2 separate regions of the Homo sapiens genome follow, and region 1 is linked to region 2. A link is a loop called in an ENCODE intact Hi-C map of the cell type or tissue named here. Cell type or tissue: natural killer cell. All regions are shown on one strand. Links, peaks and the distances in the headings refer to the core of each region. The heading gives the core; the rest is flanking DNA. Region 1 has its middle 190 kb from the start of BANK1. Region 2 overlaps PPP3CA (protein phosphatase 3 catalytic subunit alpha).

What was found. Hi-C counts contacts between places; a loop is a spot of excess contacts. Peaks named below come from ENCODE experiments on the same cell type or tissue, not always from the same donor. Only the 100,000 strongest peaks of a DNase experiment are listed, where the experiment ranks them.
Region 1: a loop joins it to region 2, with 14 times the contacts of the local background. A loop is called at or near these places in 16 of 110 quality-filtered maps.

Annotation. Positions count from the first base shown.
Region 1 is chr4:101,595,670-101,600,079 of GRCh38, reverse strand. No RefSeq gene overlaps it. Among named protein-coding and RNA genes, the nearest start is that of BANK1, 190 kb to the left of the region's middle. In natural killer cell, for the core only: CTCF peaks have their summits at 2,487 and 2,696 (motif pointing right); a DNase peak (open chromatin) is centred at 2,689.
Region 2 is chr4:101,166,931-101,171,340 of GRCh38, reverse strand. All of the region lies in intron 2 of PPP3CA (protein phosphatase 3 catalytic subunit alpha), which reads left to right. Among named protein-coding and RNA genes, the nearest start is that of MIR8066, 72 kb to the left of the region's middle. In natural killer cell, for the core only: CTCF peaks have their summits at 1,733 and 1,933 (motif pointing left); a DNase peak (open chromatin) is centred at 1,910.

The sequences.
Region 1 (4,410 bases), core at 250-4,249, 430 kb before region 2:
TGGGGATCTTAGATTCTTCTCAAATGGTCAGGGAGGGATTAGGGTATTTGTTAGGCCTAATCTCACCATGCTCTCTCGAGACTGTAGGATACATTTTCAGCAATGCAGGAAGAAGCAGGCATGCTGCAAATGTTGAATAGATTTGTTTATGAGCTAGGACAGAAGGTCATATTTCCCGTTTTGAATAGGAAAAAATCCTAGGCAATCTTTTGTGTTGAAATATGAAATTATTCCATCCTTTCAATTCTTTGCTGCTTTTACATATTGCTCACTTGTATTTCATAGTGAGTCATGCCTGCAGCAATCTAAGGCTTGTCTTGCTTCATTGTAACCACCTGCTTTCTCATCAGCTCAATTGATGAAAACTTCAAGTGCAACTACAATATATGTTTTTACTGATTTTTGTGGCCAAACAAAAGCCTTCAAATGAATGTTGGGAAACTACCGCCACGTATTTTGCCCATAAACACAAAAACTCCAATATTCAAGGGGACAACTGGCCACTTAAGTATTAGAATTTTACAAGTTCATTTCATAGACTGGTTACAAAAACTTTACAGAGCATTTTATCTTTATAAACAGTCAGAAGCTTCCCTTCTTTAGTTGAATATGCATTTTTGCTCAGGTGAGTTCCTGATAGAAGATGCCAATATTCTATAAAACACTTTGGATAATGTGATTGTTAATTTTATGTCACCTTGACTAATCTAAGTGATGCCCAATAGGGGTAAAATATTACTTTTGTGTGTGCCTGGGAAGGTGTTTTCTGAAGAAAATAGACTGAGTAAGGAAGATCGCCTTCACCAATGTGGGTGAGGCCCAACAAAAAAAACAGACGGGTGAGTTTGCTCTCTCTGTTAGAGCTGGGCCATTCATCTTCTCCTGCCCTGAGACATCAGTGCTCTTGGTTCTTGGGCCTTTGGACTCCGAAACTTACACTACTGATGACCCTTGTTCTCAGGACTTCAGTTTGTACTGAAATTACACCACTGGCTTTCCTCGGCCCCCAGTTTGCAGGGGACAGCCTGCAGGACTTCTCCGCTTCCATAATCATATGCATCAATTTCTCATAATGAATATATTTCTATATATCTATATATAATATTGGTTCTCTTTCTCTGGAGAACCTTGACTAATGCGGGAAATAATGATAAACCCAAGGAAGCAAACAAGATAATAAGGATTTGAAAAATAAAGTAACTATTTACCATCCTACATATTAATCCACCCAATTAGCTCTGAAATCAGTTAGCATAAACTGTAAGAGTTAAGAGTACAAGAGCCTGCTGCAGGAAAACAGTTTAAACCAATCAGAGACATATAATGTTATTTCTTCAAACAGTGAAGATTAAGTAAATGCAATCATGCATGTAAATATATGTATGTAAATCATGTGTGCAATGTATGTATGTACAGTGCTGAACATAGATGCTGAAAAATAGTTAATGAACTTTTCCCTTAACATTTACCTTTGGAGATTAACATAATTATTTATAAATCTGGTGAAAGATGTAGATATTCTCCCCCAAACATACCCAGAAGCATTTGCATCTCAAAATTTTACCACTGGGATAAGGGACAAAGATCTAAAGCCCATCCAAGCAACGCCGATAAGAACTTACATAGTCCACAGATAAGGAGAAGGAACAAACTACTCCCTTCAAGAAGCCTTCCCCTAACTAACTGCTATTCTTTCTATAACCCTATCATGGGAATTAACATTCTCATTCCAGCCTACAAGCTTTCCCTATACTATATAAACCTTTGGAAACACTGCAGTGTGCTAACAAAGTTGCTACAGTTAAATTTTAGAATGTCCTCTGGGATTCAATTAAATTCAAGAAATATCTATTTTGCAAATCACTAATAAAGTTGTACTAAGGGTTTTCTCAAAATTCTTTTTGTGCTATGAGTTCAAGATTCTGAGAATATTTTGTTTATATTTTGCCTTTATTTTTCATATTTACAAATGTGGCTTTCTGGTATTAGATACTTTATGTCATATATCATTTTCTTAAGCATTACGATGTTCAAAGTTCAGATCTATTTTATAGCTCTTATTATTAGATCTAATATATTGCATGAGTTTAAAAACAATGAATTCAAGACATATACATGGACTAGCACTGCAATTTTCAATCCTAGAGTCTGTGTATGTATATTAGTGCTTAAGAAAGTTAACTTGGAGTTCTTTAACTTTCACAAGACTTAGAGTTGCTGATGAAACAAACAAATGAAAATCTCCACAGGCTTGTTTAGGATTTGCCATAAAGCATAGCATGAATACAGGGTTTAGATCCAAATACGTGTATGGCTTTGGTTGGAATGCTTAAGTCAAGGTGAATCCACACAACTACAAGGGTACCTTATAGTTCTGGATAATTACAGAGTTGTTTTCCCACCAAGCAGCTAAGAGTTAAAGAGATGATTCTAACCCAAACCCTGCAACTAATTGTGTGCTAAGTAAATCATCTAATCTCACCAGATATTCATTATCTAATCCACAACGTAAGAATATTTTAAAGATGGTTTTCATTCCCTTTTACCTCTAAACTATGGACTGTATATAGGTAACTCAGTAATTAGACAGTAGGAAGAAACAAACTGAGGATGGTTGACAGTGTGAAGCATTTGCCTTCTGGTGGATTATACCACTCATGAGCCAGTAAACTCACCACCAGGGGGAGGAGGAAAACCCTGATCTGTGACATTTGCCAATTTCAGTGGTGTAAATATTCCCGCCATTGCCAATTTCAAGCTGCTTATGTGATGTGAATGAACACAAAGTTTGGAAGAGATCTGCATATTCAACTCTCAGGAACTGGTATGAGCACACTCCTAGGACACCTGTGACTCCAGTTTCTACATCCAAGTCTTAGTCTTAAGCTACAGATGAAAAATATTCTTTACCAATTTAAAAGGATGCCTTAACAACAAACCAAGCCAAAGCTTTGCTGAGAAACATTTTCCTATTTGGATGAAAAGATACACAGTACCCATTTGTTTTGGCCTTGGGGAAATAAAAGTGCAAACTAATATCCCTAAATGAAATGCACAAAACACATCTCAGTTTCACTTCCCACTAAAGTAGGTTGCAAGTTTGCAAATTCTCATTCAACAGAGGAGCTCATGTGAGTCCTTTCATTCAGATTGGCTGGCAATATTTCTCTTAACATCACGCTACATTTATACAAAACAAAGTTGAGGAACAACCTAAACTTGGAAAAGTTTCAAATGAATAATTCAATTGAACACATGCAGAAATCTGCAGAAAACAGATCTTTCTTCCCTGAAGGCATCATTAAGATCTTGCCAGACCTTCACCATTTATAGCATCAGCCATATTTACAGTATAGAGATACTTTGAAGAAAAGATATATTTGTTACCCTGGGTACCTAGCAGAAAGCAGGCCCTTGGAAAAAAAGGCTTACATGTACGTAGTTTATTTCTGAAAGTGATCCCATGGAGCAGAAGTAGCAAATAGGAAAGAATGTAAAGGGAAAGAAGGAAAATCAGTAGAGGGGTATGTTGTCAAGCTGTCTAATGTTCTGGGCAGCTGGACCTCCAAACTCTCAGTACACAAAATTTGCCTCAAATTTTTCTGCCCTGTGGCTGGAATGGGGAACATTTATTCACCACCTTTTCTACCATAATTCAAGAATTGCTGCAGTGGGAATATATATATTATATATATAATATATATATATAATATATATATTATATATAATATATATTATATATAATATATATTATATATAAATAATATATAAATAATATATATAAATAATATATATAATATATATAAATAATATATTATATATTATTTATATATATTATATATATTATTCATATATATAATATATATTATATATTATTTATATATATAGTGTATACACACACACACACACACAATTATTAGCACAATCATCACTGCAAACATTTCCATTACCCCAAATTTTCTTCATGCCTCTTTGCCAACCATTCTCTTTCTACCTGGCATTACCAGGCAATCTCTGACCTATTTTAGGTCAATGTGGTTTACATTTGTATTTACATACAGAAATTATTTTTGTCAAAAATTGGTATAATTTTTCCTAGAATTTTTTAACAAAACAGTCATTAATGCATGCCATTTTCGAAACTGTCACATTCAATCCTATTAGCAAATATAGTATGGGCTGTATTATTTATAGAATTCCTTTTCCTTGCCTCCTTTCACCTGATAGAGTTTTGGGGCCTTCAAGAACAATAAAAACATAGCTTAAACATGTGACTTTTATCGTAAAGACTGACATTTTAAGGGCAGCCTCAGCTACTGCTATTCAAATTTATTTCACTTTTTATTTGGCTTGCACTCTGAGGTAGATTCACTAAAAGGTTCAACAATCAAAACAAGTGTGTTCGATTGA
Region 2 (4,410 bases), core at 137-4,136:
TTCATAAACGAGTATGCATCAGAACCAACTATGGAGCTTTAAAGAATATACATGTTTAGCTCCTATTGTGGGAGATTGTTATTCAGTAAGTCTGAATTGAGCTCTGCTTTTCAGAAGCTCCACAGATGACCCCGATTCACACACCAAGGTAAAAACGGATGGCTTTCAAATGACACAGAAAGGAGATTTCACACATGGCAGGGAAGGAATGTAAACTACTGACAACCACCCAAAGGACTTTTCTCTGTGTACCTTGGGTGAGTATTGATAGCTACTTGGAAAAATGTGATAGTAAGTAAAACAGTAAATATTTAAGTATTCCTGTAGATGCTAGTTAATTCCTTTTTAAATGGGATTGAATTTTAGTACTTTAAAAAATACCAAAATGATTATTTGCCCAAATAAGTTTGACTAGACTAGAATGCGAGCTCCTTGAAGGCAGGGATTTGTGTCAGTTTCACAGATATATTGGTAAATGTATCAGTAAATAAGAGTGCTCAATAAATAAGAGTTTAAATAAATTGAATGAATTTTGAAAGCTTAAGATATTTGGGGAACAGATAAGAATGATTAATTATAGGCTGGGCAAGAATTTTTGAGTGAAGGTAGATGAAACGTGATTATTCTGTTACTTTTCTTAGTAAAATCCAAGTATAGGTATATCTAAGAAAAGTGCAGACATGTAGAGAAGAGATGCTAGGTGTGAGGTTGACCCAAGCATGGTGAACATTTTTTGGCAAATATGAAGGCAGTCTCCTGTTGTTATTTTTTTTTTTCACCTCTCACCCTACTTCCATGATATTCTTTCCCAGCCCTTAACTCCTTTCCAGTTAGTTAAATTCCATTTATTTATTTGTAGTAACATGCAAAATGTTTATTGCTTTTGCTTTTTAAATTCTGACTGATGCTCTCTGTTATGTAGTTAACTGTGGCTTTAGAATTACCAGGAAAAATTATAGCCTTGAGGGTCCAGGAGATTAAAGCCTAACATCTCAGGTACTTTGCAGTATATTCTGCCATTGGATCTCTATGGGAGATTTTCAACAAGAGTCAGGAGGAGTTTTTTTTTTCTTTTCTATGTAGTTTTATATAATTGTGGGAAAAAATGTCTTGATGCTCTAAATTACAGACTTTTGTGTTACTTGTTCTAAGGCCACTTTTCTTTTGTTATTTCAATTGGTAAGCCAAGAATCTTAAATTATTATCTGGGAGTAATTTAAGTCACTTTTGTATCTTGTGTTACAGCTGTTAATTGGACCACGTTTAAGATCAGCAAATGCTAGCAAATAAATACTGTATTTTATATGGAAAACTATAGAAATAGGGGAAATTTCCATAATTGTTAGCAGAGCCAAAAAACTTGGGCCTTGCCTGATAATTAGCTGCCTAAATTCAAAATATACTGCATGACACTTACTGTAAAATGAACAGTCTTTTCAGAATCAAAACTGACTCCCCAAATTTAAGAGGATAAAAATCACCAACATGTCTTAAAAGCATGGTTTGTAAATTATTTCTGAGTCAGCATTTTTTGAAGCCTCTTCTTACAGATTTCTCTAAGGTTGCAAAGTCATCACATAAGAGTCAGCAGTAAAAAAAAAAAGGCATTTACTTCTTCTGGTATATAACATTTGCATGCTCTACTTGCCTTTTAGCAGCTTATAATCAGATGCTGAAAACATATTCACCTATAGAACTGGGTAAAAATCAAACCCATAGGTAGGCATTTAATAACTGTCTCTTTCTTTAGGCCTGTTTCAGTTTATGTTGATCTCAAAGGATATTTAGCATATATGTGCCATTACCGTGATTGCTTTTCAGCTTTAGGATAAAAGTCAGAGTCTGACTGATGCTCCCCAGGGTTGCCACAGGTGGTTGGGCATGTCTGCACTACACGTCTCATGACATGGTAGCCTGGTAAATAGCGCCCTCTGGAGTACTGTAGGACATAGCCAGAGTGGTCATTTGTAGTAGCCTTGGGCATGCACACCATTCATTCTTGTCTTTGCTGCTGACTGAGCATCTTCTCTACGCACTGTGCTAAATCCATGTAGAAGGTAAAAGTGATGAATTTCACTTACGAGCTTTATTAGAATTTAGGTAATATATTCACTTTCCTAAATTGCCTATACATGATTACCATACTAGGCACTCAGTTTGATCTTCAGTGAACAGGCAAGGCTGGTTGTTGACCTTTGTATGTAGGTATAATTGCTTAACTGCTTATCTGTAGTTCCTGTTTGCAATTAATTGCCCTTGTGCAAAAGTGAGCGTCTCAATTTCCTGTTTGCATTTGTGACTGAAGTCTATGAAGTAGCTTTATTATTGTTTCATTCAGTACATATTATTGATCATCCAGCAAATAGGTATAAAGGGGAAGATAGAATTATAAAGAATTATAATTCTTATATCATTGCTTTAGAAGGCTAAGATGGTGGATTTAGCACATGTATCATCATATGTGTAAGCAGATACAAAAGACTGGTGTAAATTTCTGATATAATAAGAGGTCTTACTTGCTAGACATGTGGATAGTATGGCATAGCTCCTAAAAACTAATTTTTAAGGAGACGTATATATGGTCTTAATAGATATTATTCAGTTCAGTACCTGAACCTTTTTGCCATCAGCCAATTTTTAGTCTTTCTTTCATTGGACCTCCTGAGAAGTTGACACTCCCTCTTTCTTTCAATACTTTCTTCCCTTGGTTATCAGGATACCATGCTCACCTGCTTTTTCCTTAGTTTGTGGTCCTTTTTACTTAGTCTCCTTGGAGGTTCTTCTCCCTCTTAGAGTGTCCCACAATTTAGTCCTTAGACTTCCCTCCTCTATCTACATTCACTGCCTTTGGATATTTTCCCTATTGTCTTGTTCTAAAAATTGTCTTTTGTGAGATGATTCCTAAATATTCTCATCTTTAGCCCGGTCCTTTCCTCTGTCCAGTCTCATATTTCTAGTTATCTACTTTTCTCCATTTGCCTGTGTGAGACACACCTCAAATTTAAACATTTCCAAAGCCACACTTCTGACCTTCCTTCATAAATCTGTTCTTCCTACTTTGCCTTCCATCTTATTACACACAACTATATTCTTGACATCTCCTTTCTATTTTTTCTCCATCCTGTACACAGTCTGTCTGAAAGTTCTTTTAGCTCTGTCTTTAAACTATGCCTGGAATTTGATCACTTCTCCATTCCCTGTCTGCACTAGCCCTTCCACTACCTTGGCTGGATTATTGCAGTGGCCTCTATCTAAAGTGTTCTCTGGCTTCCCTCTGCCCCCATTCTCAACCCAGTGGTCAGTGTGATGCTGGTAAAACAGAAGTACCACCATACAGCCCTTCTGCTCACATCCCTCTAGGAGCTTCCTTTCCCACTAGAGAGGTCAAGAGGATAAGTGCTTTACCTCAACTCCAAGGCCTTTCTGATCCTTTGCCTGTTCTGCCTTTATGTCTTTCTGATTTCAACTCCTACTCCTGCTACCCTTGTTCATTCACCTCAGCCCCTCTGGCTTCCCTTCTCTTTCTCACACATGTTCTGTAGTTTGTGTCCTTTCCAGCCAGCCAGCCTGTCACCCACATAATTATACCAGCCCTGACCTTCTGTGTCTGTGTTTAGAAGTCACCTCCTAAGGGAGACCGTCTCTGACCACCCTGTGTGATAGCTGTGTCCCCCAACCCTCACCACTTCCCAGGTGCTTGTTATCACCCCTAGATTATAATCTCCATTGCACTTATCATTCATTGATACACTTTGTAGCTCAGTTTTTTTTATTTATTAGTTATCTTTCTGCCTCTTTAGAGTGTACACTGAAGGAGGGGAGAGATGTTTAACTCTTTTTTTCATTGCCCTATTCCCAGTGTCTAAAACAATACATCACATATATTAAGCTCTTGGTAAATACTTGTACACATATTCGGTAACGATTTAAATGTTGACTAAGCTCCTCTTTGATGCTTTTTTACTAAAGCTGTCTAGGTGAAGAAAACTGTCTGGTAACCATGTGGCTGGGATTTACTCAAAAAACAAACACAAAAGTCACCATGCATCTCAGTATGCATCCAGAAGCAATTTGTTCTTAAGGTGCCTTAACCAAGAGCCTCTATAGTGATGTCAGGAATCATCATCCCTATTGCTGTCTAAAGATTATCTCCCCTAATAATGGGCATTTACAGAGCCTAGAGAGTTATTTCTCTTACAGAAATGTAATTTTGTATTTGTCTCACCACTTCCTTCTATTAATGATGCCAACATGTTTAGTTAAGAGAATGGAATTTGGAGTTTAACTTGAGGCAAATCATTTCTCACCTGTCTTTCTTCTGAATTCAGATCAAAATGCTAAATTGCACGTATAATTAAAGGAGGGACAAGAAAGACTAAGAAAATGGCTGTGTGCTGTTGTTTCAGTTTT